Linked DNA regions of Homo sapiens: region 2 is linked to region 1. Evidence: chromatin loops called from intact Hi-C (ENCODE). Cell type or tissue: Calu3. All regions are shown on one strand. Each heading gives the region's core, and the rest is flanking DNA. Links, peaks and the distances in the headings are about the cores only. Region 1 has its middle 52 kb from the start of RAB27B. Region 2 overlaps RAB27B (RAB27B, member RAS oncogene family).

The links. Hi-C counts contacts between places; a loop is a spot of excess contacts. Peaks named below come from ENCODE experiments on the same cell type or tissue, not always from the same donor. Only the 100,000 strongest peaks of a DNase experiment are listed, where the experiment ranks them.
Region 2: it touches region 1 in a loop (5-fold over the local background); 2 of 110 quality-filtered maps call a loop at or near these places.

What each region holds. Positions count from the first base shown.
Region 1 is chr18:54,768,134-54,785,083 of GRCh38, reverse strand. It overlaps a transcript of RAB27B not described here. Among named protein-coding and RNA genes, the nearest start is that of RAB27B, 52 kb to the left of the region's middle. In Calu3, for the core only: a CTCF peak has its summit at 9,200; DNase peaks (open chromatin) are centred at 8,653 and 9,213.
Region 2 is chr18:54,851,233-54,868,182 of GRCh38, reverse strand. The region is part of intron 1 of RAB27B (RAB27B, member RAS oncogene family); the gene reads right to left. Among named protein-coding and RNA genes, the nearest start is that of RAB27B, 31 kb to the right of the region's middle. RefSeq lists a silencer at 15,011-15,305. In Calu3, for the core only: no CTCF peak of the experiment used is centred there; a DNase peak (open chromatin) is centred at 9,672.

The sequences.
Region 1 (16,950 bases), core at 6,630-11,629:
GGTACAAAGGCCCTGAGGCAGGAATGTGACTGGCTGATAGGTTGGGAGGACATTGTGGCTGGAGGCATACACCAAGGGGAGGGGGCAAAGGGCATATTTAGTGAGGCAGAGGTAGGCAAAGTAATGGTAGGCTTTCTACCCTGAGTGAGAGGAGCATCCATCAGAGGAATTCTATCTGAGGAATGACATGATCTGATATATGTTTTAAGAGTAGCACATTGTCTGCTGTTTTTGACCCAGCAATCCCATTACTGGGTATACACCCAAAGGAAAATAAATCACTCTACCAAAAAGACACCTGCATTCATATGTTCACTGCAGCACTATTCACAATAGCAAAGACATGGAATCAACCCAGGTGCCTATCGACAGTGGATTGGATAAAAATTTTGAGATATGTATATACCATGGAATACTACGCAGCCATAAAAAAAGAACAAAATCACATCCTGTGCAGCAACATGGATGCAGCTGGAGGCCATTATCCTAAGTTAATTGACACAGGAACAGAAAACCAAATATTGTATGTTCTCACTTACAAGCGGGAGTTAAACACTGGGTATGCACTTGAGTACTCCTGGACACAAAGATGGGAACAATAGACACTGAGAACTCCAAAATGGGGAACAGAGGGTGGAGGGTAAGGGGTGAAAAACAATCTATCCGGTACAATGTTTGCTTCCTGGGCAGTGTGATCATTAGAAGCCCAAACCACAGCATCATGTAATATACCCATGTAACACATCTGCACATGTATCCTCTGAATCTGAAATGAAAAATACAATGTTTAAAAAAAGAAAATGGAATGCAAAAAGGTGAAGGCCAGTTATGATGGCAATTTGAAATTTGGATATTATTTGATTCCTTGGTTCAATCTACAACTGGGGATCGGAAGCAGCCTCTCTCCTTCATTCCCTGTCACTCTAACTTCTGCTTTGATTGTTTTAATTAATTGCATGACTCTCCAGCCATAGGTTAGCAATGCCTTTCTGTAATGTGATCCAATTAGCATACTATAGTGAACTCCCTATGGATAACTCTCCCAGTACCCTTGTCTTTGAAAACTGTCTCCCTCTCATTTCTTTCTCATATTTCTATATGGGAGCAAACATATTTGGGTAACATTGACCCTACCTCTGGTCACAAACAAGTGTTCAGGGCCAGGCACAATCCAAGTGGCCCAATGTGCTCCTACCTATGTAATTATGAGAGTCCAGAGTCTGGCTGCTCTCTTGAGGAGTGACTGTAAACTTGGGACATGTTTGGCATTCATTTTCCACCATGAAGACTGCAGTGGAAGAATATGGTTTCCACGGAGAGGGAAGAATGAAGCCTATGCCCAGAGGGAAGCAGGGACAAGAGAGGAGCAAGTGCAAAGTGTCTGCTTCCTGGTCATTTCTGAGGTCCAGCTTCCTGGGTTTCCATTAGACACCCGTGCATCCTCACAATAAATTGCCTTTTCGCTTACCTTAAGCTAGAGTTTGTTACAATCATATGTAATATTAAAACTTTAAGAGACTGACATGACAACAAGAAATCTAAAGTAGAATAATCACTATGTATTATGCTATACATACACACACACACACACACACACACACAAAGCCATAGGCTTCATAATTAACATTTTAAAGCTGAAGCAAAATATTTACTAATTAAGTAACCACATTTAAAATGCTTCTTACAAATGGCTATCAGAGCCATAAAAATCACAGTAGGGGAGGTGATAAAATACATTCTTCAAACTCCAAAATAATTGACATAATGATAATCATCATCTTTGTGTGTTGCCAAAAGCATTTAAAAAGTCATCATGAGGCCAAGCATGATGGCTCATGCTTGTAATCCCAGCACTTTGGGAGGCCATGGTGTGTGGATCACTTGAGGTCAGGAGTTCAAGACCAGCCTGGCCAACATGGTGAAACCGTCTCTAATAAAAATAAAAAAATTTTAAAAAAATTAGCCAGGCATCATGGTGCATGCCTGTAATCCCAGCTACTTGGGAGGCTGAGGCGGAAGAATCGTTTGAACCCAGGAAGTGGAGGTTGTGGTGAGCTGAGATCACACCACTGCACTCCAGCCTGGGTGACAGAGTGAGACTCTGTCTCAAAGAAAAAAAAAAAAGTTATTATGAGACTCTTGTCAATGTTATCCTAAGAAATCCATAATGACCCCACCATTGTGTCAGATGCCTATTTTTTTCTGTTTTTGTACAGGGTTCTGATACTTTATGTTTACATCTTCAATGGAACTGAGTTGAATACTGCATGGTATATTTTCAGTTACAAATGGTAGCCTCAGCTATTGTTTACTGATTTGTTACCATGATTTTCTAAAATTGTACAAGGGTCATCTTCACTCCAATTCAGAAAATACTGAGGACATGTATGAACAGTCTGTGTTTTATGGTCGAATTTAAGGAACAACTTCAGTCTTAATAACAATTTTGAAAATCATTGTAGAGGTTTTCTTGGAATTTCCATTATATTTATATGACCATCAATGACACAAATATATCAGAATAGCCAATAAGGTTATACCTTACTGTTGTGTTATACAAGTAAAGAAATAGGAAGAAACAACAGAAGGAAGTGAAGGTTCTTAGAGTAAGTAGAATGCACTAAGTTATTGCTGCAAAAAAAGTATTTCATAGTGGCCCATCCAAAATATCTCCTACATTCAAATTTCTTTTCCTCTTTACATTACAATTTGCAACCATACTATTTGGCTTTACGATTAAATTTTCCAAGTCTGTGCTAAAATACATTCAGTAACTTCTTGAAGTCAAATTTCAATACATTTTGTTTTGTAAACAGGACACGAAAATGATATATCAGGTTGGCTTTATATTACTATTCTGTTATAAACTTTGTGGATGTCAGAATAACAACTGCACATTGTGCAGGATATTCTTTAGAATAATGAATTCCAACAGTAATTAATTTCTTTACCCTGAGCACAATGGAATGTTAACTATTGCCAGGCATGATAGCCAAGAGTAAATAATTTTTCTCATTAACTTTCTAAAACCTTACTCTTTATACTTCAGAATAAAATATCCCTATAATTAATAAATTCAAAAACATTTAACTTTTGAACTCATTAAAATTTTATTTAAAAGCTTAGTGGGCACATTATTGTACAGGATTGGCACTTGTGCTATTTTTATGAGTATAATTGGTATCTAACATTTAATTTTTGGTGTGAAAAAAATTTCCCTGAGAAAAATGTAACATTTCAGAGTAGTCCTATCAGTAGCCCCTTTTGATCCTAAATAGATATCACAGCCACTTGATTATAATGTTTGCTCATTGGTTATATAGCTACTGCTTAACCAGCAAAGAAGTTTGTCAGCTACCATGTGTTATATGCAATGCTATAAATGTAGTAACATGGTGCCTGTGGACAGCATACTGGGAACTCCTGCAGAAAAAGGTATGTGGGATGGAGCTAGAACCAAAATGGATGCAAGCTGCAAAAGGAAAAGCCCAAATCTAGTATCACAAATTGAAAGTTTAAGAAGCAAATTCAAGACCAGTCTGTGCAAGTATCAAGTTATTAGATATTCAAATAGACAGGCAGGACTAGATGCAACCAAGACTTTGTGGAAGAAAGGATTTATAGTGTTAGGCAAGCTCTCTGGACCTTGAATCATGGCTAATACTAATAAAGTGTGGTCAAATTCAGGGGCCTGCCGAGAATGAAAGCTGGCTGAACTAAGCATGAAGGTCAGAGATAGGCTCCATTCTCCTCACCCACTGCCCTCTATTCTCTTCCAGTTGTCAGAGAAAACCGACACTAAGAACCCAAGCAGAAAGGCCAGTGGACAGGTAGTTTGGCCTTCTATACTAATGTTAGAGACAAAGACTGCATTGTGATACTTTCAATCAGGTAGCAGCATGGAGTGGCTGAGTATTTCTGCTTCCTGCTTGGTGAGTAGGAGGGAGCCACAGCTAGCTGGCCAGTTGGGCTGTCACTGGGCCTTAGAGGTCAGAGATAATGCAGGGCAGCTAAGGTGAAACCAGCTTAGCCTCACCCAGTGGGTGGAAGAGACCCACACTGTGCATGCCCAGCATGATCCTAATAATTTGAGTACTTCTCCCAGACCCGCAGGCATTGGTATAACCATGGGTGTGAATATAAGGCTATGTAGAACACTACTAATGAGCTGTTAGCCTATATGCTACTCCCAGTACAAAGCTCAGCATTATCCAACCTCCCAGGTGGTTTATCCAGTCGTTTGCAAACCTCAGTGTTCAGCAGAATCACCTGGAGAATTTGTTGAAACAGATCACTGAACCTTCTCCATAGTTTCTGATTGGGTAGGTGTTATGGGCTTATGTCCCACCTCCCCCAAATCTGTATGTTGAAATCCTAACTGCCAATATCTCAGAATATGACCATATTTGGAGACAGGACCTTTAAAGAGGTAGTTATATGAGGTCATGTGGGTTGGCTCTAATCCAATACGAATGGTGTCCTTACTGGAAAAGGAGTTTAGGAAACAGACATTTAAGTGCAGAGAGAAAAGGCCACGCGAGGACACAGTGAGGGGGAAGCCATCAAGAAAGGGGAGACACGGTGAGGGCGAAACCATCAGGATGGGGGAGACACAGTGAGGGGGAAGCTGTCAGGACAGGGAAGACACGGTGAGGGGGAAGCCATCAGGAGAGGGGAGACAGGGTGAGGGGGAAGCAGTCAGCACGGGGGAGACACAGTGAGGGGGAGACCATCAGGAGAGGGGAGACACGGTGAGGCGAAGCCTTCAGGTTGGGGGAGACACTGTCAGGATGCGGAAGACACGGTGAGGGCGAAGCCATCAGGACAGCGGAGACATAGTGAGGGGGAGGTTGTCTGGAGAGGGGAGACACGGTGAGGGGGAAGCAGTCAGGAGAGGGGAGACACGGTGAGGGGGAAGCAGTCAGCAAAGGGGAGACAGGGTGAGGGGGAAGCCGTCAGGAGAGGGAAGACAGGGTGATGGGGAAGCTGTCAGGACGGGCGGAGACGCGGTGAGGGAGAAGCTGTCAGGAGAGGGGAGACACGGTGATGGGGAAGCAGTCAGGAGAAGGGAGACACGGTGAGGGGGAAGCCCTCAGGAGAGGGGAGACACGGTGAGGAGGAAGCCGTCAGGAGAGGGGGGACATGGTGAGGGAGAAGCAGTCAGGAGACGGTAGAGAGGGTGAGGGGGAAGCTGTCAGGAGAGGGGACAGCCAAGGGGAGAGGCCTCAGAAGAAACTAACCCTGCTGCCATCTTGCCTTGGATTTCCAGCCTCCAGAACTATGACAAAGTAAATATCTGCTGTTTAAGTCACCCATCTGTAGTATTTCATTACGGAAGCCCTAGAAAATTAATGCAATAGGTCTTAGGTGGGACCCAATAATGTACATTTCTAACAAATTCCCATTGATGCTGATATCACTGGTCTGAAGAATTGCACTCTGAAGCCCACTGACCTATTTTTTCCAACTGAAGGAATAGCTTTCACATCCTGGACCTTTGTACGTTGCTGTGTAGATTCCTCCCTGGCTGTGCTGCACTTGAGTTTGGTCATGTCCTAGTAACATGAGGCATTAATCTTGGGATTCTGTCTGTGTTGTGTCCCACCGAGCAGTCTTGGGGATTTGTCCAACTCCCTCCGAGTCTCTGGATGTGGGATTCTCAATGGGATAATAGAAATTGTGTTCTGCTATGGAAGTGACTTCGTATTTTTTCCAAAACCTATACTTTTGATCTCAACACTAAGTAGGCTGCAATATAATGTAATATGTGGAAATGGGACCTGGGAATGGCACCATCAATAAGCTCTCTGGTTGATTCTTATATTGCTCAATGGTGAGGACCACAGCTACAAAATTTTGAAGATGAAGAAATAACCGCTATTTAAAACAATCTAGAATGACATAATTGGAGCCAACTAATTCTTGAAGTGTGAAAGGACTTAACTGCGCCAGGTACGGTGGCTCATGCCTGTAATCCTAGCACTTTGGGAGGCCAAGGCAGACAGATCATGAGTTCAAGAGATTGAGACCATCCTGGCCAACATGGTGAAACTCTGTCTTTACTAAAAATACAAAAATTAGCTGGGTGTGGTGGTGCGCACCTGTAGTCCCAGCTACTCAGGAGGCTGAGGCAGAAGAATTGCTTGAACCTGGGGGTGCAAATTGCAGTGAGCTGAGATCACGCCACTGTGCTCCAGCCTGGTGACAGAGTAAGACTCTGTCTAAGAAAAAAAAAAAAAGGACTTAACTGTATAGAAAGTAAAGAGAAAGAGATTCTAGGTTAGTAGAAGCTAGGCTGAACAAAGCAGAGAGGCAAGAAGTGCAGGATGCCTTTAAAGACCCTGCACAGATCATTTTTATTGGAAGAAGAATGGAAAGGAAGGAAATGAGGGCAGAAAACTGGGTTAAAGCAGAAGATGGCCATAAACAGAAAATAGTAATCATTTATGGCTTCAATTTACTGAGCATTTACTAAATGCTATACTCCAGGAGGACAGAATCATTCATCCCTAGAACCAAGCAAATTGTCTGGCACAAAGCAGAAGCTCAGTACAAATGGGCTCAGCGAAGAGATTCAAAGGCCTGTGTTAGTTGGTTTCATCAAAAGTTGTCTGCAGGTATTGTTATCTCCCTTTACAGGTTCACAGGGCTAATTAATTAACCCAAGTGTCAGAGGCAGATTTGAATGCAGAACTTTGTGACTCAAAGATCAGTTGCCTTCATTCATGCCATGCTCTTCCAGCTAAGGAGTCAGATTCTTATGCTGAAGGACGTGGAGAAACAGTGGAGGATTTGGAGAAAGAGAAATTGGGATTCAGGCAAGGTAGCCATTTTGGAGAAAAGATGATAAATATGGCTTTAAGGGCAAAATGCCCAAATGCTAACCCTGGAGCACCTTAGAGAAAGAAATGGCGATTATATTATTTATGAGGTGTGTCGAGAAAGGAGACATGACTTATTGGTAAGAAGGAAATTGCCAGGTCAACATTAGGCTGAAGATTTTTGAAAGAAAAACTACACATACATGTATAATTATGAAAAGCTGTAAATTGTTCCTTGTAACTTCACTTGTACGTTGAGTTCTCTAGCAAGTTGACTTTTTAAAAGTTTTCATTGCCTGACAATATTGCTTCCTTATATTTTTGCCGGAGACAATTAGTGAAAGTAAGAGCTAAATTAAGAGCAAAGGAAGAAGAGAAATAAAAAAGAAGGGGTGGGGGGGGAGAGAGGATGCCACTCTATTATGTCCGAAGAAGTACTTTAAAACTAGTTAATTTTAATTAAATTCATGAAGAAACTTGTTTTTTATTACAGCATAAAGGAAATAAGAAAATACACTTTGCAACTTAAATCTATGTTTCAGAAGATAAAATGGAAAATTAAGACAAGTAGTAAACAAAGTTTACAGCTAATGTTAAATACAGTCACCCTAAAGAACTGCAGCTGAGAGTACAGATAATTTACTTCCTGAGTACACAAACTGCATTTGCAGTTCTCTTCTCTGATTACTTAAAACAAAAGGTAAATCATTTCCATGCTGCTCCACACATCTCTCTCAAACCCTTCCAGTTTGTACTCTAAAACTCTCCACTGAATTTAAGCGCAGCTAGAGCTCAGGTGGAGTTTGCATGCACACTGGGCTGCAGAAATACTGCACCCATTTCTAACCCTCTAAGGATCAGTTTTCAAGTCAATGCATTTCTAGTAACATTTTCTCATTCACTACCTGCACCCATCCCTGTACCCAAGAGATCTAAGAGAACTGCAAGTTCTCTGTCCTGCCCAAGTACTTTCTCTTCCTTCTCACTCACTGTTAATTATTTACCATTCTTGATGCCCTTCTTTGCTTAAACAGACCAAAATTCAAATTCTTCAATCCTGTAACATTTCATGCATTTTATTAAAAAGTTATTGTAAATTTGAGGATTTCTCTCACATTTCCCAGAATGTATACAAATAAAGCATGCTTCTAAGCACCATATTTTTATGTGTGATCTATGTTATTGTGGTCAGATTTATTTATTATTTTAATTTTTTTTTGAGACCAAGACTTGTTTTGTCACCCAGGCCCAATACAGTGGTGCCATCTTGGCTCACTGCAACCTCTGCCTCCCAGGCTCAGGTGATTCTCCTGCCTCAACCTCCCGAGTAGCTGAGACTACCAGTGTGTGCCACCACACCCAGCTAATTTTTGTATTTTTAGTAGAGACGGTGTTTCGCCGTGTTGTCCAGGCTATTCTCAAGTGATTCACCAGCCTTGGCCTCCCAAAGTGCTGGGATTACGGGCATGCCTGACCATGCCAGGCCCGAGATTTATTCATTCATCAAACCTTCACTGTGTGACTGACATGGTGCTGGAGATAGTCTAGGCATTTTGGTCATAAACTTGAATAAGACTCCAGAGGTGTTCACAGTCCAAGAGGCAGACACACAAACCAACAACTGCAGAACATTGTTGACATGGCCCACACAGAAATCTGCACAGGGTATCATGGCAGCACCCACTAGAATCTATCCTCTGTGAGGATAAAGAAGTTGTCTGTTTTACGCACTGCTGGTTTTGCAATCTCCTAAAATGAGTGATGACTACTCTCTTCTGGATTGTCCTTATTATGATTCATTCAACCACAAGAGATGGAGGTTTCAGGAAACCCCCAGCCAGTTGGGCTTTACTGATCCCTGTTGCCTACACAACGCAGGGCTCAGTAATACTCAATATGAATCAGGCTGCTCCTGCTTTCTGCCTGAAGGTCAGAGGCTTGATTTTATTGAGGCCTCAGAAAAGGTTTGGTTTACTTGGTAGTTGGGGTGGAATAGAAAAGTGTGCGGAAGGGATGGAAGGCATCTCTGCCTCTAGCCAGGCTTTGCCTGCCTGAGCAGGAGACCATTTCCAGGATTATGGGCAAATTTCTTTCCTCATCAGAAACACTAACAGGCTACTTTCTATGACATTTTCTTAAAAAACAACAACAACAACAAAAAACACCGCCAAGCAAATTCAATTTAATTTGCAAACAAATAGGATTTATACACAGGAATTTGCAGATTCTACACATTCTGATTTTTGTACAACTCCAGCATCTTTTCCACAAGAGATTTTTGGTGGAGATGCCAGCAAGTCTTATAATTTTCCCATGATTATCTTATGACATCACCACACTTCCTGGTGCCTGGTGCACTGCAAGGCACCTAGACGCCCAGTAGGTGGATGATGTTGAATGACTGTGCCGAGGCTGACCATGAGCTGATATGAGTGACCGGTGCATTGGCAAGAGATTGGGGAATATTAGAAATTGGCTAGGTGACAAAGAGGGGAGTTTCATGAGCATTTCAGGAAGAGGCAGCAGCATGAGCAAGAGCTCTGAGTTGAGGCAGCATAGATGTGGAGGAAATTACAAGTAGTTTCATGGGAGAGGGATATAGAAGTTGATGAAGAGATAGACAAAGTTAGATTGCAGGAAACATCATATGTCAGATTCAATTCACTGCAGCAGATATTTATTCTGGGGTCAGACTCCATTTGGTACATATACATTAGTGGCATCCTGAAGGCCAGGAGGCAAAACATGACAATTGACAGAAATAGGAAGAGTTTCCGCATGATGAAATGACCGGTTTGTAGCCTGAGGCAGCAGGCTTTTGGAGACAAATCTCTGGACACATTTTCCTTGGCAATATGATGCCAAGAGGACAAAACTTAGGCCAAGAAATCTACCCTGTTTTCTGGAAGAGTAATGGCTGGAATATTGTTAATTTGGCATCAATTCCAGATTTAAGAATAAGGTCTGAAGCGCAGCTGCTCCATTCTATCATTTAGCTAATGGGAGCTTGAGGATTTGCCAGACATTGTTTCTGGGCCTTACACGATTTCAGAGCTGTTTTATGTTGATGCTGTGGTCATGGCCTCTAGGAAGATGCCACGCCAAAGAAGGGGAGACACAGTCCCAAGTTGTGCCTGGATGAGAAGCTGAACACCTGTTCTGAGGTCAGGCTCTCTGAGGAAGCAGTAGGAAGGACAGAGGCCAAGTTCCTCCCAGGATGCAAAAGCAGTGACTGATAGCTCCCGACAGCACACAGGCTTTTTTTGTGTTTATTCATTCATCCACTGAGCAGATATTAATTAGGTGCCAAGCATTTTTAAGGTATAGTTCTAGGCTCAGGGCTCAGGGGATGCAGCAGTGAACAAAACACAAGCAGCCTCTGATCCCGTGAGGGGAGGCTGAGAATATACAAATAAACATCAGCTACTTCAGATACAGGAAAGTTCTGTAAAGAAAACAAAGCAGGATAATGGGATAGAGAATGACCAAGAAAAAAGAAAAGATGCTATTTTACTGGCTTAAACAATTGTTGAACAGTGTTTCTTTATTACAGAATAGAAACAAAAGTGAAAATGAACAGTCTTGACCTCTCTGGATTGTAAAGGGAATTAAAAGGAATGTGTTTATGAAAGACTTAGCTATCTCTCTAAAATGCAATAAGCATCAATCATCAGTTGCTTACATTTTTACTGCCAGTTTTTAATGAGGATGAGGATATTCTAGAGGTTAAGCTCTCTTAACAGTAGTCAGGAGAACTGGCTTCAAAGCCTGTCAAATGCTCTGTGTTTGGATTCTGGTTCTACCCTGAAAACCATGTAACCTGAGTCAGTTACTTTATCTCTATGAGCTTCTGTTTTCTTACCTATAAAATGGAAAAATAATAGTACCTTCTTTAAGTTGTTGGAAGGATTATTGAGATTACACATCAAAAGTGCTTGGTTCAGTGACTGGCACAGAATAGATACTCAATATAAGTTACCTATTAACATGCTAATATTTTTGGAAAATTTTCCCAACATTAAAATCAAGCCTTCTAGGGTTATAATTGTTTCTGAATAGTAATACATGATTTTTTGTCTCTTACCATCACTTGTTGGAGGAGGTAGAGTAGAATGCTGGTTGAGAGTACAAATTGGCAGGGATGCCGTGTGTGTTAGCTATTCAGTTGCATAGTTTCTTGAAGGCGTCTCTGGTTATTATTTGAAGACAATAATAGGAAAAAAAATAGAAGTTGTATTTAGTTAAATTAACTAACCTATTCTGGTGGTAGAAAGTAGATTGTCTCAGCCGGGCGCGATGTCTCATGCCTGTAATCCTAGCACTTCGGGAGGCCGAGGCGGGTGGATCATGAGGTCAGGAGTCCAAGACCAGCCTGGCCTTGGTGAAGATAATGAAACCCCATCTCTACTAAAATACAAAAATTAGCCGGGTCTGGTGGCAGGTGCCTGTAATCCCAGCTACTCGGGAGGCTGAGGCAGAGAATTGCTTGAACCTGGAAGGCAGAGGTTGCAGTGAGCCGAGATGATGCCACTGCACTCCAGCCTGGGTGACAGAGTGAGACTCTGTCTCAAAAGAAAAAAAAAAAAAAGAAAGTAGATTGTCTCTTGCTTTATGTCTCTCTGTCCTCTGCTAGAATGTGAATCCTCATGGCAAAGAATCCTTCTTATTCGTGTGTATCTATAACACCTAAGATAGTGCCTCGCAGAGTTATGTGCTTGGAAGATAGGACTACCTGTGACAAAATTCACAGTGAAAGAGTAAAGACTATCATACTGCATCATAGAATGAAACTAAGGTTCATGACCATGGCAATACCTCTGTCCCTTTCCTTTGCAGAAGCTTTGTGGTCTGTTTCCTTTTGGGAAAACCAGGCCAAATTCATCTCTACCCTTGGTGCAGCCACTCTGCCTCTACAGCCCCTTCACCAAGGCAGCACGCCATGGTTGCTGAGCTTCCATTTAGAAGGTACATCAAGAGCATCTTTGAAGAGAATGGGCATCCCTGTATTGAATGATGACCTTAGTAACAGGAAAATTTTGATCACTCTAACTATTTACTTGACTCTAAAAACATTTATTTCCTTTAGTGCTTTAGAAAATGAAATTTCAAAGCTAATGTCTGCTCAATTTAATTAAATTCAGGACAGAAATATGAGATGGCCTTTGCCAAATGAACCAAAAAAGGATTGGTGAAGATTTAAAAAAAAAAAGAAGTATAGGCATGGCAATTGATCTATGGCTTTAAAAACATTCTGAAAATACAGTGGATTTGAAAGTGCATGTAAACACAGTCATGGAGTAAGAAATGTGTGAAAGGAGCACCGAATTAAATTCTGAAGCAAATTGATATTATTCTTCCAGATGGCAAAGGGAAAGTTGTACAAAGAAAGGAGGAAACAGATGAAACCATGAAGGACAGCATGCAATGCAATATACAAGGTAGGTATAATCACCATACCTAGCCTGATGATTATACCAAGCATATCCCTAATGAAAACTTGTTAAATAAGTGAATGAATAAGAAGCATGGCTTATAGTATTGATTATGCAAGAGATTCAATATTAAATATAACATCTTAAGGGTTTTTTAAATAATTAATAAAAGAGACTGAGTTTGGAGTAAGGATTTTAACTGTCTTAAGTCAACGTAACTAGTTAAAGGCAAAATGTCTCTTGTTTTCACACTGGATGTCTATTTGAAATTTGGCTGCATATAACGATTAAAACGAAAGATCTCACATTTTGATTCAAATTGCTGTGTGGAATCGTAGGAACAATCAACATGGATAAGCCTAGAGGCCAATACAGAATTAAGGATGAGCCACCACAACATTCTCTTTTCTCCAGAAGAGGCAGGAGAGCTCTAATTCCCAGTCTTCATTTGCACATGCTGTTATTCACAGATGAATAAAGTGTGCCACTTTGTTAGTCACCCCCTGGGTCCATAGCATGTAAGCACAGAGAGGAAATGGTCCAAGAACCATTGGCATCTAACCCATGATACATTATGTTACTAAATATCTGGCATGGAAATTGGCTAAACCTCATCAGGCAGTTGCCAAATGTCATTTAACAAAGCAGTCCCTATCCAGGACCTCTATGTGACTATACTGATAATATTGTCACTAGAGGTGACGAGACACATTCCCTAAAGAAACTCATCATTAGAAATAAACATGGCAGCTCACCAAAAAGCAAAAGCAACATGAAGAAATTAAAGAGGAGCTTTTCAGTAAACCAGTGTGTTTGTGTAGGTTGAATGTGTGTGAGTCAATGTGTTCAAATGTGAAACTCTTTATTCCATTAAGTAATAGAGATGATATATTTTTCTCTTAACTGCCTAAAGTAGTGAGTAGGCTTTGCCAACATCATAAATAAAACAAATCCTCATTCTTGCTTGGGGTCTTCAGATCACAGTATCCAAGGCTGCTTGGGTTTTAGTCCTTTCTTCTAATGATTTTGGAAAAACTGAGTGAAGATTTCTCCTCAGCCTGGCTTCTTTATAAGTAGAAATATCCCCTACTACCTTGCCACTCATGAAGTCAAATGTGAGTTTTTAAAGAGAATGTGAAGGAGTTCTTTTGATGAACTTTTTTCTTACTTTACAAAGTCTTTTTAGAGCCATCACACACACACACACACACACACACACACACACACACACACACACACTAAACTATCAGCTCTATCACCATAATACCATTTTGTACTTCCAACTTTGATTTCTTGCCTCAGCTCCAGATTTCCAAATTGCCATCTATTATTAGGCAATTCAAAATGAATGTGTCCAGTGTTGGGCTCGTTGTTGCTCTACCCTTAGAAATGTTTACCTCACTTCGACTTCTCATCATGAATGGCACAGATATGAGTCCAGTCGCAATCTAGCCAAGACCCTGAGACATTAGACTCTTCCGTATCCTTCAACTTCCACACAAGTTCTGTTACAAACTCATGTTATTGCAAATTCACCAAATTGTATACATTAAACATGTGCAGTTTTTTTATATCAATGCTTCAATAAAACTGTTTATGAAAACCAATTAGTGTTCATTTTATCTATAAAATGACTCTTCTTTCAGTGCCTTCTTGGCCAAACTGACTGTCACTGCCTTAGCCAGAAGTCAGCATTTTCTGGATAGTGGCAAAAAATACACATTGGTCTCTCTTGCTCACCCCATCTTACTGCAGTCTAATCCATCTTCCATCCTCATACTGCATGGAGCCTTCAAAATACACATCTGTTCATGTCTAGCCACTCCTGAAGACCCTCCAGTTTAACAAGAAAGGGACAGAACCTAAATGAGAAAAACTAGTGTCTCTGCTCCTAGAATTAACATATAAATATAATGCATTTCTAATTCGAACCCCAAAAAGATTTTTTGAATTGAATCAAATGATGCTGGTGTTTATAATGGAATAAAAAGACCTGCAGAAAATGTTGAAAAACAGAAAGGGATATGCCTTATCTAATACTAGAAAGTACTATACGTCTGCTATTAAACAACGTGGTATAGCAATAGGAAAAAAAAAAGATCAAAGAAACAGAACTGAGACTAGAAATAGATCAAAGAGTAGCGGTCCCCGAAATTTTTGGCACCATGGACTGGTTTTGTGGAAGACAATTTTTCCATGTTGGTTGGGGGGTGGTTTTGGGATGACTCAAGTCCATTACATTTATTGTGCACTTTGTTTCGATTATTATTACATTGCACTAGATAATGAAATAATTATACAACTCACCATAATGTAGAATCAGTAGGAGCCCTCAGCTTGTTCTGCAACTAGATGGTCCCATCTGGGGGGTGATGGGAGACAGTGACAGATCATCAGGCATTAGATTATCATAAGGAGTACACACTTAGATCCCTCAAATGCATAGTTCACAATAGGGTTCATGATCCTATGAGAATCTAATGCCGCTGCCAATCAGACAGGAGGTGGAGCTTGGGCGGTAATGCAAGTTACAGGGAGTGGCTGTAAACACAGAAGAAGCTTTGCTCATTCACCTCCACTCACCTCCTGCTATGTGGCCCTGTTCCTAACAGGCCATAGACCAGTAGCAGTCCATGTCCCAGGTGTTGGCAACCCCTGTCTTAGAACATAGAACTTACTGTATGATGGCTGGGTGTGGTGGCTCACACGTGTAATTCCAGAACTTTGGGAGGCCAAGGTAGGTGGATCACTTAAGGTTGGGAGTTTGAGACCAGTCTCTACTAAAAATACAAAAAATTAGCCAGGCATAGTGGTGCACACGTGTAATCCCAGTTACTCAGGAGGCTGAGGCAGGAGAATCACTTGAACCCAAGAAGCTGAGGTTGCATTGAGCCAAGATTGCACAATCCAGCCTGGGAGACAGCAAGACTTTGTCTCAAGCAAAAAATAAAAAATAAAAGAAGAAGAACTTAGCATATGATAACAGTTGTATTTAAATTCAGTGGAGAAAAATGTGGTTTATTAAGTAAATAGTGTTGGTCCAAGGGACTACTTAACTAGAAAAAAAATGAAATCAGACTGCTGATTTACATTATATAGTACAAAAACAAATACCACATGGATTAGAAACTTAATCATGTATATAAAACCTTAAAATATTGCAAGAATATCTAAGCAATCACATGGAAGTCCTTCTTAACCACAACTGGAAACCCTAATAGTGTAAACAAAAAGATATCAGATAAAGTTAGATCTTTTGTATGGGAAAATATGCTGCTAACAAAACCAATAGACCAAATCATAGACTTTGAATAAATATTACTGTTGCAGAGGATAGAAAAGAGCTCTCAAAAATTAACAACAACAACAACAACAAAAAAACAAGATGGACAAACAATAAAAGAGGCTATTTCTAGAAGATCAAATTGAAATGGTGAAGAAATATACTTTAAAAAAGATGTTCTTATGTAATCATCAGATGGCATTTTACACACAGTGGACTGCCCCAGACAGAGGTGAGACGTGGAGTCAAAGGAAATTATTTTGGAACTTTAAGGATTACCCTATTGGATTTCTGACTTGCATGGGGCCTGTAGCTCCTTTCTTTTGGCCAATTTATCCTATTTGGAATGGGTTTATTTATCCAAGGCCTGTACCTCCATTGTATCTTGGAAGTAACTAACTTGCTTTGATTATAAAGGCTCATAAACAGAAGAGACTTGCCTTGTCTCAGATGAGACTATGGACTGTGGACTTTTGAGTTAATGCTGCAATGAGTTAAGACTTTGGGGGACTTTTGGGAAGGCATGATTGGTTTTGGAATGTGAGAAGGACATGAGATTTGGGAGTGGCCTGGTGGAATGATATGGTTTGGCTCTGTGTCCCCACCCAACCCTCACCTCGAATTGTAATCCCCATAATCCCTACATGTCAAGGGCAGGACCAGGTGGAGTTAATTGGATCATGGGGGCAGTTTCCCCATGCTGTCCTCATGATAGTGAGTGAGTTCTCATGAGATGTGACTGTTTTATAAGTGTCTGTCATTTCCCCCGTTGTACTCACTTCGTCCTGGTACCCTGTGACAAAGGTGCCTGCTTCTCCTTTACCTTCCACCATGATTTTAAGTTTTCTGAGGCCTCCCCAGCAATGCAGAACTGTGAGTCAATTAAACCTCTTTCCTTGATAAATTACCCAGTCTCAGCTATTTATTCATGGCAGTGTGAGAAAAGATAATAAATCCTGAGAAAAACATGAGAGTTAGATTGCTGACATTGATTACCTTGAGAAGGTAGTTTAGTGATGACAATAAAGAGGCAAAGGTGGAATCAAATAAGGAAAGCCTGCATATGACCACTTTTAGTACATATGAAAATTATGTATCTATACATAAAGAGTAGGAAAAAAAGTTGCAAGTTACCAATGGCTGTTCGGTACCTTCAAACAATGATTTTTTTAAATTAAAATTTGTTTGCCATTCAATACCTTTCACCATGCAGCCATTGCCACATATTGCTGCTTCCAGCCACAAGCCACATATCGCTACATTTTACAAACACCTTTGTGCTTTATCCATAGGAACATTTTTGTGTTCCCGTAACACACCTCATTCTCTAATCCCCTCTTTTTGATTTGCTGTTATATCTGAAAAGATTCCCTCTTTAATTACCTAATAAATTTCCACTCATCCCACAAATTCG
Region 2 (16,950 bases), core at 6,708-11,707, 83 kb before region 1:
CAGAATAAGAATTTAGAGGCATCTCCCCCACTTAGCATCTCTCCCACTTTTATTTTAATAAAATAAGAACTAATCTTGTATGAACACACTCACTGTCACAAAGACAGCACCAAGCCATGAGGGAACCAACCCTGTGACCCAAACACCTCCCACCAGACCTCACCTCCAGCATTGGAAAACACATTTCAACATGAGATTTGGATGGAGACAAATCTCCAAACTATATCACTAGGTGTGTGTGCAGTTCCACGGGAAGCCACCAGTTTCTTTGGTAAGTCATTTGCACTACTGAGGTTTGAGGTGGTGAGAGAGGCAGGCAAGTTCTCATTTTCTCTCATGGATTCCTACTGAATCTTGCTTCCCCCACTTCATGTCCATCTTTCTTTGCTGCCCCTGGTTCTGCTAACTTCAGGTTCATAAGACATAAAAGCACCAGGTGGCCGGGCATGGTGGCTCACGCCTGTAATCCCAGCATTTTGGGAGGCTGAGGCAGGCGAATCACGAGGTCAGGAGTTTGAGACCAGCCTGACCAACATGGTGAAACCCTGTCTCTACTAAGAATACAAAAATTAGCTGGGTCTGGTGGCACGCGCCTGTAATCCCAGCTACTCAGGAGGCTGAGGCAGAAGAATCGCTTGAACCCAAGAGGCGGAAGTTGCAGTGAGCCGAGATAGCGTCACTGCACTCCATTCTGGGCAACAGAGCGAGACTCCATCTCAGAAAAAAAAAAAAAAAAAAAAGAAAAGAAAAGAAAAGAAAGCATCAGGCTTACAAAGATATGCCCAGCCAGCTCCTACGATTGCATAAGGTCTAATCTGATTAATAATGCTATTGTTCAGTACCACTCTGCAATGGGAATAGCACAGCCAAAGTTGTTGACTGCACGTTAGTAGTAGAACACCACACCTAATTGGCTCAATCTGGTGGTCAGAGATAAGAATTTAGAGGTACCTCTCCCACTTAGCACCTCTCCCACTTTTATTTTAATAAAACACTTATTTTAACCAAAAACTCATTTTTGGTTGTTATTTTGGTTAAAATAAGTTTTTAAACTTAAACCAAAGAAAGTGGGCTCCCCACTTCCTGCTCTTTCCTTTAAAGAGACTGTTCAGGCATTTGCCCAATACTTTGGTGTGACCCACAACCTACTCCTTATATACACTAGTTGCCACGTGCTACTTGCTCTTTTTGTTCTCTGACTCTTCATTCCTGCCTTGTGTGACTTGGGGATGAAGGACTGTTTCACTGACTCATCGCACCCTCCCTGCCCAGGATCCGTACATAAAAACCTTTGAACTTGTTTCCCGTTATGGTGGTGCCTTGAATTGGTGTCTTCCATTTAAAATACGAGGAGCTGCCCCACATCGGGTTTTCTCCAGGACACCGAGGAGAAAAAATGGTTTGGCTCCCAGTGCCAGAATGATGGTCAGTCAGGCATAAACTGGCCACAGGTCAGACAAGAGCCACAAGAGTGTCTGTCAGCATAAACATTACCTGTCTGAGGGACCCCTGCCCTCTCTTCCCCTCCCCGTCACAGGTAGGACAACTAGGCATCTGGCTGTCTGCCAGGTAAAAGAAGGATCCCTGCCGGGCGCAGTGGGTCACGCCAGTAATCCCAGTACTTTGGGAGGCCGAAGCGGGCGGATCACCTGAGGCCAGGAGTTTGAGACCAGCCTGGGCAACATGGTGAAACCCCGTCTCTACTGGAAATACAGAAAAATTAGCCGGGTGTGGTGGCACATGCCTGTAATCCCAGCTACTAGGGAGGGTGAGGCAGGAGAGTCGCTTGAAACCAGGAAGCGGAGGTTGCGGTGAGAAGATATAGCGCCATTGCACTCCAGCCTGGGCTACAGAGCGAGACCCCATATTGGAGCGCAGGGCGCGGGGGGCAGGGGCGGGGAGGCGGGGAGGCGGGGAGGAGAAGGATCCCACCAGGATCCCCTGAGAGTCACACTGTAAACATTCAAGTCCAAGTCCAGCTGCTCTTCATTTCCCTTTAGGACAGTGTTGCTAGCAGGTCTGGGATTGGAACCCTAATTTAGCTGGGGGCTCTCAAAACACACTCATAGTGATTCTGTTTTTTTTTTGTTTTTGATAAAACTCTCACTGATAAAACTTTCCAGAATGTTGATAATACAGCATGAGGTATCTGTCTTTATTTTTTAAAGTTTAGAAAATTAAAGCATAGCTACTGTTACAGCTAGGATAGGGCCATGGACAGAACTGCTATTTCAAATCTGATATCCTGCATAACTTACTTCCAACCTATAAATTCCAGTTTTGAAAGACAGCCATATAATTACCATATGAAGGCATCCTGCTTATATATCCTGATAAACAGCTGAGAGGGTCTTTCAGTGAACTGGCCTATAGTTGAAGTGTTTATTGCATATTCATTTTCAGTATTTCTGTATCCACTGAAACAAAGTTATGAACATTTAACATTAGCTTATTTAACTCTAAGGTGTAGTTTTGGCATTTCCCTCCAAATTCTTCAAAAGAAGACGTGTGGATGCTAACTTGTCTTAAAATCAAATAGCAAATGGATCAAAGAACTTCTGCTTCATATCCACATACCAACCTTCAGCTCACATTGATGACAAGGAAGGGGAAAATTTGGCTCCTTGTCCAATTTACAGCTTATTAAGCCAAAAGAAGAATAACTCTTTTATGGTTGGAATAGTGCACCTTAAGAGATTACTCTTAGGTTAAAGGCCTCATGAAATCCATAAAGGGTAACTGGAAACTTCATAGATAGTTCTTTACAACATTATGGTATAGAATTTCATGGTTATTTCCCCAGACAGGTATACCTTGGCAATTCTTAGGTACCAACTAACATAGTTTCCACATAAATCTAGTAAGTTTTTATCAAACAAAGCAAATTGTAACTATGAAGAGAAAAAGGACACACACACACACACACACACACACACACACACACAAAAGGCCATTGCAGTAAAATTAACAAAAATATAAAAAATTAGGAATATTTGAGGCAACTCAAATGATAGTAGAATAATGATAAAACAGTGCCTGATGTATTTGCATGTATTTAATCATATATATATTTAATCATATATAACACATATTTAATCAGGTACTGTTCTATCATTATTCTATTATCATCTGAGTCTATTATCTTTTAGTCTAAGCACTAAACACTAATAATTAACACATTTAGTCTTTAAAACAATGCCACAACACTACACATTTAATTTAATCCCTCTCAAAATCTACTTGCCTTTTCACAAAAATCACAAGCTGATCCTAAAATTCATATGAAAATGAAAGGGACACAGAATAGCCAAAATGATCTTGACTGAAAAATAATAAAGTTGGAGGACTTATACTTTTCAATTTCAAAACTTACTGCAAAGTTACAGTAATCAAGAGAGTGTAGCACTGGCATAAGGATAGACAAATAGATCAATGGAAGACAACTGGGAATCTAGAAATAAACTCTTACATTTATGGTCAATTGTGACAAGGGTGGCAGGACAAATAAATGGGAAAAAGAATAGTCCTTTCAACAAAGAAGCTTTTATAGAAAAATTAAATTAAATGGATCATAGACCTAAATATAAGAGCTAAAACTATGAAACTCTTAGAAGAAAATATAAGAGTAAGTCTTCATAACTCTGGATTAGGTAATGATTTCTTAGACTCAAAAAAAGAAAAAAAAATAAAAACTTTTGTGCTTCAATAGACACCATGAAAAAAAGGAAAATACAACCCCTAGGCTGGGTGAAAATACCTGCAAATCATATATCTGATAAGGAACTTATATCCAGACTACATAAAGAACTCTTATAGCTTGATAAAAAGACAAATAACCAAACTTTAAAAATGAGCAAAGGCTTTGAAGAGATATCTTCTCAAAGACTACATATAAATGGTACGTGAAAAGAAGACAAAACAGCATTAGTTATTAGAAAAGTATGGGTCAAAACTGCAATGAGATACCACTTTACACCCAGAAGGATGGGTATAAAGAGATGGACAGTAACAAGTGTTGGTGAGGATGTGGAAAGTTGCAACCCTCCTATATTGCTGGTGGGAATGTAAATGGAGCAGCCACTTTGGAAAACAGTTTGGCAATTCTCCAAAACTTTAAACATAGATTTAATGCATGATCCAATAATTCCACTTCTGGGTCTAGACACAAAAGAAATGAAAACATATATTCACTCAAAGATTTGTACATGAATGCTCATAGCAGCATTATTCATAATAGCCCCAAATTATAAACAAACCAAATGTCCATCCACTGAATGTGTAAACAAAATGTGGCATGTATGTACAATTCAATGTTATTCTTCACAGAAAGGAATGAAGTGCTTATACATACAACAATATGGATAAACCTTGAAAACATTATGTTAAAGTAACAAAATCAGATGCAAAAGGCCAAATTTTTTATGATTCTACTTATATGAAATACCCAGAATAGATAAATCCATATAGACATAGTGTATAGGCGCTTTTGCCAGCGGCTGGTGAGAGGAGGATTGGGGAATGACTGCCAATGTATACGGGTTTCTGTGGGGAAGGGTGAACGTGTTCTGGATTTAAATAGTAATGGTGGCACAACTTTGTGCATATTCTAAAAAAACACTGAACTGTACTCTTTAAAAGGGTAGATTTTATGATACATGAATTATATTTCAATAAAGCTGTTATTAAAAACCCCAACAAGATAAGAATATTATATTTTCTCTTACAATAATTATTCAGGCCTACCTCCACAATGCTTGTTTGCATTGCAGTAACTTACTAGTAAGTATCATGCATATTCAAACAATAATACCCTCCTGAAACCAAATGGAAATTGCCTATAGAATACATTTTATCTATAGGCCATAAAATACATTTCTATCAAAAATTAGAAAAGAATATTTGAGACAATTCAAATGATAATAGAAAATGATACAATAGGGCCTGATATAGTTGTATATATTCAATCATATGTACCTTTAATAATCTATGTATTTAATCACATATATACTTAATCAGGTACTGTTTTATCATTATTCTATTATCATCTGAGTCTATTATCATTTAGTCTAAGCACTAAATACTAATGATTAACACATTTAATCTTTAAAACAATGCCACAACACTACACATTCAACTTATTCCTCCTCAAAATCTGGTTGCCTTTTTGCAAAAATCACTAGCTGATCTTAAAAACTCTATGGAAATGAAAGGGACACAGAATAGCCAAAACAATCTTGACTAAAAAATAATTCTCAGAAATAATTTCTCACAAATAAAGTAATTTATGATTTATAGAAATGTTTGTTATTTGACAAAGTTCCAACAGCCAATCTTCTGTGCACATGTGCTCACAGATCAGGACTGAGTAATTGAAAATCATTGAGAAACAGCAGCGCAGGTTGGTGATCCAGGCACCGCCAAGCAATCCTGGATCAGAACTGGAGTGTGTATATAATCCAGTGGGTCCCACACTGGGGATCATCAGTATTCCCTGTGAAGTTTACAAATACCAACTCGAGGGACTCTCTGGATAAGCTGAAACAGAGTGTCTTCAGGCAGGTAGGTCTTGGACAAGCGGAAGCTTAAGTATTCCAGTAGGAATCAGCAGAAGAGCAGCCAGGTCTGAAAACCATTTTTCTCCATCCTCATCCACTATTCCAGAATCTCGAGACTCTGTAAACCCCTTCAGCACCCAATTCCAGTGTAGAAAACCCATTGGTCAAGAAAGGAGCCCATTTATCTATTAATAATTTGATGCTGTGGCAGTTAAGAGTGATTTCTCCTTACTGATGGCTGTCAGCAAAGCTTGGCACATAGCTTGCGGATTTCTCCTTCTGCTGAAAACTGTTATAAATGTCCTTAATATGCTTTCCCCACTACATTCGATTTTGTTCCCTCACACATTCTAAATTTCCCTGAAAATTAGAAGTAGCCCCCAAAATATTATAATTTTACTCACTCAAAACAGATGCGCTGAGATGTTATATAAATGTTTGGATTAAATAAACTCACTTCAAGAATTTTTGGAAAGATTTATCATTTGATTTCAAAAATTTTTCTGCTTGTCTTCTTAAGTTGGTGCATGACTCAATTTTTCTAAGGCAGTCATGCTTTTTTTTTTTTCTTTAAATGCTTTCCTAGATCCTTTCTGCCAGGACTCCAGCTAGGGAACAAGAAAAATAAATGTAAATTGCTTGAAATTCTGTAAAGCTGTATATTGAAAGAATCTTTCACATATGTCTCTTCTAAGACTGAAAACACTTGTGATGCGATGAAGCAGAACCAATGTCCATTGAGCAGACTAGGAAATACACACAAAGAGGCCAATGCCTTCCTTGAGATCAGTCACCAAGACAGGAAAATGGGTTTTCCTAACTCAGTGGTTCTCAAACTTGGCTGCTTTAAAAACTCCCCAGTGCCCAGGCCATACACCAATTTAAGTATTGTAAATCTGAATTCTGATATGACAAAAGCATGTGTACCTTTTAACACTCTCCCTAATGATTCCAACATGTAGCCAGGGTTAAGAAGCACTGCCCTACCTCTTAGCCCAGAAACTCCTCACTGCCAATGAATGATTCCTAAGTCTCACTCTACAGCTACTAGAAGAGTAGACCACACTCATAAAGACATATCTTTTCCTAAGACAGTGCTTAGTTAGGAAGATGATTCCTTTCCCACCATAGGCGCCTGATTCAATGGGCTAAACAGCACCAGTCACAGCACGATTCATTGCCCTTATCATGAAAATGATATGCCACCCTCAGTGAAGCAGATAATCCATCCCTTTTCTCTGTAGAGTTATGTGATATATGAAAGGATATTAAATGTATATATGCAAATTGAAGTTTCTACTCCTAAACAATGTCTCCATAAAGAAAAAGATTTGGTTTTAAATTAAAGATATGGCTTGTTTAATAAAATGATTTACTAAGTTTTCTGACATTGGCCTATTACTTGCAAATTGGGTTCATTTTCTAGCTGGCTGCTGCTTTGAGGAAGTCGTGCCAAAGTTCCACTGCTTTGCTTTATTATCTGAGAAAGGGCAAACTAATCAAAATATCTGCCCACAAGTTCTGCCTCCCTGAGATGTGGGGAAGTTGAATTAGATAGCATCTATGGGTTCATAGGCAAATATCTATGAAAATAAGATGTGTCATTTTATTAAAAATTTCTCACTTAAATATAATTCTAGATAACTCACAGAGCCATGTGATTCCAAGGAAAAGCCAAGATCTCTTTAGAAAAAGAATGTTGGCTATTCATTGTTTTAGCGGATATTTTACAAGAAGCATTTTATGAATTTAATAAATACTGGAAAATGGAGATTATATCTACAGAGCATGGAATTAGTCCAAAGAAGGTGCTTGTTTGTTTCACCAGGCTCTTTCTACCCTACATAGATGCCTATAGAAATAAAAATCTCTGACTTGGAACTTTCCTTCTGTGATGTGCATGATTTGAAGCTGAACAGAAAATAAGGAAGGCAATTACATATGATTCTTAACTCTTATGTTATTGGGGAAAATGTTTCTTCATCCGCTAACTTATTTGGAATGAGTTCTACCTCAGAAAATCTAGGGCTGTAAATCTGACAGAGGAGTTCAGAGGAGAGAGGAAAAACTCATAAAGGGATGTTTGGTGGGGTGGGCAGAAATAATCAGGAGGGCTTCATGGAGGAGATGAGATGAAAGCTGGAGTTTGATAGGGAAAGGAGAGAGGGAGAGCTGGAATGAGGAGAGTGGTGGTTCTGGAGGTAGAATGTGCACGAGTGTCATTGGTTACAGGAGATTCGGCTTAGATGGAAGCAGAAGCTTTAGGGGGCCGTGGCAGATGAGGTGGGATCCAAAGGATCATTGTTGTCAATGGTATCATGGAAAGAGGCAGGCATTGGAATCCACAGCCCTGAGTTCAGAAGCTCAATTTTAGCCATTTACCAACTACAGGAAAAAGTACTTAACCCTTGATTCTTAGGATGTTTATCTGCAGTCGCGAGTATGTAACATACCTGGCTCCCTGCCTTGAAGAGGAATTCACCATGAATTCCTCTCTACTCTTGATATGCCAAATAATAGGGAGCCACAAAACCCTTTTGACAAGTACCCAATGTAACAAAAACACAAAACAATTAATCAATTATTATAGGCTACTTACTAGCCTAATTGAAGTCACCAACTTCATCAGAACAAAGGTGGTATAGAAATCCCAAGGGAAAGGCATGGCTGAGTTTTTAAAATCTGGTTTTACTTCTACTTCACAAAGCCCTAGATTATTTCACTAGATGATTTCAGCCACTTCATCCCCTACTGGAGCTCTGATTAAAAATACAATATGTCAACAATGGCTAATTACAGCTTTAATGAGTCTATTGTTTACTTCTTGGCAGTAACCTAATCGATTGACCACGTTTCAAACTCACCTAGTGTTTTCCGATATAAAACATTTATAATTTTGTCTTTGTCGAGTTTCACTCCCCAGCTGTTACTAGTGAGAAAAGTCATCATTAGCACAAAGACATTTACAGCTATGACCACCTTTCCTGCTGTTTGGTGCATTTTAAAGTTTAATCAGAACAGAGCAGAAGGCAGATTCTTGGTGCCTCATTCAGAGCCTGCTAAGGTTCTGACAACAGAGAGTGCCATTCCCAATTCTACAATATTCTTTAGCTTTCGAATAGGTGATTTTTTTTTTTTTTTGGTTAATTGAAATTTTTGGCTGATAAAAGTTATGAAATATTTGAAAGTGGATGGTTTGATGAAATTACACTTATAAAAAGGTTGCTACTTAGAATTTTGCATTATACTTTTGCTCAACTTTTCATTAAGTTGGGACAGGGACCTTCATATGGAAACATATCCTGTTGACTACTCATATTCACAGTGACTGTTCTTCCTGAAAAAGAATCACAAATTCAGCAATAAAGTAAAATAAACATCAAGAATTGTAGTTCTTACACATTAAGATTTGTTATAAGACAGTTGTTATGAAATAGCTTTGCCTGTATTTTCCAGATTTGATCTACAAGGAGTTTGTGGCACTCGGAAAGGACACAGACTGGGGTATGTTACATCTCATCTCTGCAAAGTCACTGCCCTGAAGCCTACTCCTGGCCAGGAAAAAATATGGCAATTTCCATTAAAAAGTGACGTGTTAGTTTCTCATATTTTTGAACAAAAAGACACATATAACTTACTACATTAAGTCAAACACTAAAAGGTAAATGTTAACATTTTAGTGGAAAAAAGATCACAAAAAGCTGTCATTCACAAAGAATAGATTTGCCGTATCTGACACTTCCAGTTTATTGACGGTCCAGTCTCAAATTCTTGAGAATCATTCTACTCCTCCAGTGTCAAAGAATGCTCTTCCTAACTCGTTTCTGCTAATTTTTAAAAAGGAAAATCCAAATCCAAATTTTATTTTATAAGTTTCCAATAACCTAAACTGCAAGCAGTGGAGCAGAGAGAAGGGGATTTTTAATAGCTAAACTCAAGAGTTTTCCTGGCTGGGCACAGTGGCTCACGCCTGTAATCCCACCACTTTAGGAGGGATCACGAGGTCAGGAGATCGAGACCATCCTGGCTAACACGGTGAAACCCGTCTCTACTAAAAATATATAAAAAAAGAAAAAATTAGCCGGGCGTACTGGCAGGCACCTGTAGTCCCAGCTACTCGGGAGGCTGAGCAGGAGAATGGCGTGAACACGGGAGGTGGAGCTTGCAGTGAGCCGAGATCGCACCACTGCACTCCAGCCTGGGAGACAGAGCGAGACTCCGTCTCAAAAAAAAAAAAAAAAAAAAAAAAACAGTTTTCCTGCTGGAAGCTGAGCCCATTTTGGTAGGTGTTATTCTTACAACAAAAGGCATAATTATGAAAACTAAATGCTTACATATTAAATTTCAAGCATATAAATTCTAACGCATAGGATAACAAAATAGAAATGCTTCACATTTGCTCTATGAATACATTAAATTGAATATATCATTGTATGTGACTATGAGAGAGTTTATATTTTAGGAGAATGTTAGCACTGTCCTTCTCTGATAATATTACTCGGTAGTTAATCAACTAGTTCATATTTACACGATGACGAATACAGGCTAATATAAGGTCCATTAGCTTCCTCCTAATCAAGCAAAGGTTGGGACTATGATGTTGTAAACTTTAAAATCTTCCAACATCATCTGAAAGAGCTGATTTTCCCTGGGATCTAAAATGGAAACTAGTTTTATAAATCTAACTAAAGAGAAGATGCTCTTGTTGAATATCCTTTATCTCATGGTATATAGGTTTATATTTTCTTAAGCAATCTAAATAGGATAAAATAGGAGGAATGAGTATAAGGATGCAAGCTGCAACATTTTTTTCTGAAGCATAACTGCATTTACTGGGCTATATCAGGTTTATGGATTATAGAGGATGAGCAGGGTCATAATGAGAGCATGTGCACATTGCGTCTGCATGCCTGCCCACATGTGCACACATGAATGCACACACATGAACACGTGAGCATACACAATATACACAGTCACATCAAGCATGCACCCATCATTAAGCTCGTGCATGCACATCTTCTATTTATATGCCAGGCTTCTATTTAACCTGATCATGTCAGAAGATATGCCTATTTTGAATGTTTATGGAGTAAGCCAGAAATATATAGAATTTACAATACAAATTGTATAAATCATACAAATTTGAAATTTTTTAATATTCATAATTCAAAGTAGGAGAGTGAGATGCTCTTTTTTATTGATAATTTGATGAAAGTTATCCAACATGCAAAAGCTACTGTACCTCTAAAGGGTGTGGTGAATATGATGGAAATGATTCGTAGGTCTCTTTACCTGGAAGTAAGGTGGAATTATTTCCCGGATGGGCAGAAGAGAACAGAGGAGAGAGTTTTTTGTAAAAGGTGTGAGTGGGTAGGTAAGACAGCACATACCATTAGACTTGTTAAATGAATTCTGACAGAGTACCCAGGTGGAGACCTTATGAGGTTGGGCATTAAATGTGGAACAGGATGCTTCAAAAAGAAAGATCAAAAAGTTTCCTGGGAACTGTATATCGTTAATGGTCTCTCTGGTTCCTGACTTTGATAAAAATGAGTACAGCAAACACATTTATGAAACCTTTGCATGTAGATCCCTAAACCCAAGAGAGGGAAGAAAATGAAGGAAGAAAATGGAAATGCATGTACAGTAGTTTAAAAACATTTGAAAAGCAACAATTATGACATCTTAGGTAAGAAATTAAAGAAAGAGTGTGGGTTTTATCATTGGAATTAGAGTTCACAATATGCTTGTAGCATAGTTTCTTTTACGAAACAAAGATACTAATCTTCCCCCAGATTAACTGATTTACTCATTAACTCACCCAGCAAACATTTATCAGGTGCTAATATGCATTGGGCACAGAGTTTATTGTGAAGATTACATGAAACATCCTAAAAGGCTCCACAGCTCTCTCTCCAGCAAGACCACTGTAACAGCTGAAATGGCCACATGCCCTGGTCTGCTCAGCACAGGCCCAGTTGACATTCCCTGTTCTGTTAGTGGCACCCACTTTCACTCTCTGAAAGGCCCTGCTTTGGATAAACTGCATGGTCACTGCAACTAATAAGAGCCTCCTAACTTGTCTCCATGCTCCCAGTTTTGCCCCATCCATTCTCCACATAACAAGCAGAATTATCTTTTAAAAATCTAAGTCAGACCACATTACTGTTCTGCTTAATATTTTCCAGTGGCTTCCTATCAAACTGAAAATAGAACCTAAAGCCACTTGTCTGGCTTACGAAATGTTGCATGATCTGGCTCTGGCTAGTTCTCTACTAATACTCTTTGCCCTCTTTGTTATATTCCTTGAAGGAACCAAGTTTCACCCTGCCCCAGGGCCTTTGCACTGCAGTTCTCTCTACCTGAATTTTTCCTCCTCCCCGACTTTCATAAGCTGACTTCTAATTGTCATTCAGTTCTCAGCTGAAATTTTTCTTCTACAGAGAGATCTTGCAGAACCCTGAATCTAAAGAAGGCTCCCATTCATTTTCTGTGGGTTCCCCATATTTTAATTCTTTTTTATAGCCTTTCTCCCCAGCTGACGTCTGTCTTCTTGTTCATTATCACTTGCTTTTCCCACTAGGGTGCAAGCTCTAGGAAGGCAGAAGCTTTGCACGTCTTGTGTTTACTTTAGGGTCTAGCTCAAAATAAGTGTTCAACAAATGTTGCTGACAACACTAATATATGCCCTGTTGGATCTAATTCAGTGTGGTTGTATAATAAAGATGACTGGTCTTGGAGAACTTCAGGGTGTACATATTAGAAAACTGAATACTGCACTTTATATAAGAAAAAGCATCTTTACTCAAAGGTACCTTGTATGTTGAATCTAAAGAAGAACCCAGTCTAAAACTCACAAATATAAAGCTATAGAATTAAGGGACCCTGATGAATGAGTATATACTTTTCAATAGTATACTGAACCCTATCAATAGCTGCATTTAAGACAGTAAATTACTGAACACCTACTTTTGCTTCTGTGGTTTTCAGAACCATGCTCAGCAAAAATATGTGTTGGGGATTTTAATGAGGTACTGGAACGGGTCTTATTTAGGTGCTCAAGGGTAAGACTACTGAAGAGGGAACTCCACTCAAGAGAATCATTGGCTCAAATGCTTACTTCTATCTTGTATCCAAGGCTGCTAATGGAGCAACAGAACACCTTGGACACCACCCTTTGATGATATATATTATATAATACAAATAATTTGTACTTTAAATGAAGGCAAGAATCATGTTAAATCAGGGGTCCCCAACCCTCATGCCATGGACCCTTGGCATGGTCCCATTGGTCAGTGGCCTGTTAGGAACTGGGCTGCACAGCAGGAGGTGAGCAGCCAGTGAGGAAGCAAAGCTTCATCTGTATTTACATCTGCTCCCCATGGCTCAAATTACCGTCTGAGCTCCACCTCCTGTCAGATCAGCAGCAGCATTAGATTCTCACAGGAGCATGAATTCTATTGTGAACTGCACATGCAAGGGATCTGGGTTGCACGCTTCTTATGAGAATCTAATGCCTGATGATCTGTCACTGTCTCCCATCACCCCCAGATGGGACAGTCCAGTTGCGGGAAAACAAGCTCAGGGCTCCCACTGATTCTACATTATAGTGAGTTGTACAATTATTTCATTATATATTACAAGGTAATAATAATAAAAATAAGGTGTACAACAAATGTAATGCATTTGAATCATCCCGAAACCATCCCCCAATCCCAGTCTGTGAAAAAATAGTCATGAAACCCGTCCCTGGTGTCAAAAGTTTGGGGACCACTGTTTTAAATGGATAAATATGGCTAGTGTTTCAGGAAAATTCAAGAGAACATTATCATTAAAGGATATAAATAACTCACATTATATGTAAACTAAAGGATGAAGCTTGTGTGGTACCATTAATTTTATTTGGACTTGATTCTTCAGCAGCTGATGAATTAATCGTTCTGTAAGGGACTGGACTCTGAAAGTAGGTCTGCTTGCGGACAAATTTCAGCTATGTTGAGTTCTCAGAACCTGTATTATAGAGATCTAAATGGTGGGTTAGGAAATTTCACACTTAATTATTTTTTTAATCTCTACATGTTTTTAAAATAAAGGTTATGTTTAATCTCATTACTCCCACAACCACCTAAACTAAGCCTTTCATTGATTTGCAGAGTAGCTGGTAAAAAGAGGCACAACATATTTGTTGAATGGTTAACGGAAAAGACACAAAGAAAGAGTTGGAATGGGACATATTTCTACCAATGAAAATCCTAAATGGGAAAGTGGAGAACTAGAAGCTTACTAGAATAAAGTCAATAGGAACACGGAGAGACACTTAAGAACGAAAAAGTGTGTATGTGGATGGGTGGGAGGATCTGAAGTCAAGCCCCTGTCTTCCCTTTCTGACAATTTTGTTCCTGGCTGACTCTAAAGATATTGTAACAATTTCTAAATATCTGTATTTTAACTGGTCTCAGCCCACGTTTGTTGAACTCTTGAGATTCTAAAGACGAATGTAAATAATTAACCTGGAAGAAACCTCTCTGCCCCTTACCGGTGGCATTTAATTGAATATACAATAATCTGTACTTTCACTAATCCCTAAAACTAAAGTTATGTGTTGAAACAAGATGCAGTAAATGGTGGGGAGTAAAGGAGGAATATTAAATTGTTCATCTGGAAGTTATAAAGACATATTGGCATTACTGGATTCTAGATGTAAAAGAAGCCACAGGCAAAAAGCTACACAAAAAAATACAAATGATAGAGGGTGGAAGAAAGAGGATAATGTGAGGTGAAAAAACATTAGATGTGAGATAATGAAAGGTCTAGGCTGGAAAAAAAGGAATTTTCTAAACTAACAAAAGCTACACATCATTCCAAGCTTATAACAGGTAGTCCACCCAAAAGTGGATGAAGGGAATTACTAACAGTAATACCCATTAAAAAACCCCACTGTATGTAAAGCATGCATGATTGTGATACTTCCAAAAAAGACAGAATCAAGAAACTTCATACCGATTAATAGGATTAGCAAAACACTAAGTAGTTAACCTAGTTTCCATTTCTCCTTTCACAGTACTTAGAGAAAACTATACTTACAATTTCCTTGTTGCTGTCACAGCATTATCTTTTGAATTCTGGGCCAAGACCCAAGTCAAAACTACTGGAATCAATCAAATTGTGGTTTCATGGATATATATATATATACATAAAGCAAGTCCACAACTTGCCATAGACTGCCAGGCATCAAGTTCTCTCTGAAATTCAATGACTTTATAAACTTCTTTCTCATCTACTTATTGATGAATGTTAAGATTTCAAGATCAATTGCTCTTCTAAAGGTGCTTCTAGATGAATTGAGATTGCCAAAATTAAAAGAATTTAAGATCCCATTGCAGTTCTATGGTCTCTGACTCATAATTGTGCCCTCACTGACACATTGCCAAGTTACTCGGAACACAGCATATCCTCAGTTTTCAAAAAGAACGTCAAGACAGTTCATCCAACCTTTACTGAACATCAACCATATGCAAGAGACTTTCAAAATTGCTTTAAAGATGGAGACAGAGGAAAACAGCTAAGCCAGGAATAGAATTCCGTCCTACTCTCCTCCCTGAACCTATGCCTCAAATTACTGGAAGATAATATTATCAGGAAATGACCTTGAGACAGATACTCATATTGCGTTCTCCGCTGCAGAAACTAGAATGGTTTTGTGGTCTGTGTCTACATCCTGCATTTCAAAACACACATCCATAAAGGAAGAGAAACAAGATAGTTGGCATATGCAGAAACAAGATATTCACCCTTAGTGTTTTAAGTCAATTCTTTCATTTTTAGTGGCACATCAAGACATGGATATGATATACACACAACTTGAGGGGAACAATAAGGTTCATTAGCAAAAGACACTACTTCCTTTCCCCTGAAATCACAACTTATAATTATATCCTTTCAACTATTTCTTTCAATAAGCCTTCATGCTCAGGTGATCCAAGGCATGTGAACCAACAAACACAAAATCCAGAACTACCTTGTAAAGGCTTTAATACAGATCAAAGAAACTTGAGCCTAAAGAAATTTGACCTGTTTGGTTTCTCTTGATTGGTTCTCTCAAGAAGGCATTTTGGCTGAGATAAGCATCTGCTGAGAAACAGAAACAGCTGTTCTCAACCATTTTCCAAATTAAAAATAGGAGTTTCTGAATAGTGTGAAGAAAGGTGGAATCTCAAAATTATGCCATATTGAGAAGTATCCTTACTAAGAATTTGGGGTTAAACATGTGGTTTGAATCCTAGCTCCTCTCAATATTAGCTATGTGGCTTGAACAATTTCTTTAACCTGGGCCTCAGATCCCTCCTATATAAGTAGGGATTTGTAGGGTCATCCAGTGTATGTGAAGCACCTGGCGTACCACTTAGCCAGTGGGGAGATCTTGAGTAGGTGGAAATGATCTCTTGGTACTAAGTAGTGTCTGCAACTATTTCTTCGCAACCTTTGCATTTCTTTGTAACAAGTGTTGCAACTGCAAAAACTCATTAATAACATTTCTCATTTTGTGCATTAAACCTAAATAATGACTGAAATAAAGAACTCTGTTGTTAGTCAACCTGTATTTATCTGAAACACAGAATGCTCAAGTCCTGTGAAGAAAAGTAGCATAAAATACAAAGCTTGCTCTAAAGGGTTTACAATTTAAGAACTGATTTTTGGGTGATCACCAAAATAATTATTAAGTAAAAAGAGGTGTATAGATTTGTCATTGAACTCATTGAATGGTACACTTAAAATGGGTGCTTTTTTTGTTAAATTATTCCTCAATTTAACACAATCACAGAAAAAAATACTGTTGCCCAAGAATGATCCTTGGAGATTCTGATGAAATTGGTTTGGAGTGTGTAGCTTGGGCCTGGGAGTTTTAACAGAGTTTTAGATGATTCCAATGCAGAAAAAAAAGAAAAAAAAGCAGACAAACAAGATGCAGAATAGGGTGGATAATAATTTACTGATGCCAGGTTTAGCCAATAAAATTCAGGACACCCAGTTTAATTTGAATTTCAGATGAAACACCAATTAATTTTTTAGTGTAAATATGTCCCAAATACTGCTCATTTAACTGATGTCCTGTATTTCATTTGGCAACCCTAAATAGTATGCTAATTCTTGTGCAAAAAAAGGGAAAAGAATTATATTTGCGCCTAAATGTTTTTATATGCATAAGATAGATTTTGCAGGTTTGCTTCTGGGTAGATGAACTATGGCAGGAGACAAGGAGGAAAAATATGTTTCTACTGTACACTTTGGTGCTTTTTGAATTTTGAATCACATAAACATATTACATATTTTTAAAACAAACACTATTATAAAGTTGAAAAATAAGCAATTTCTAACAGGAGCTAAAAATCAATAT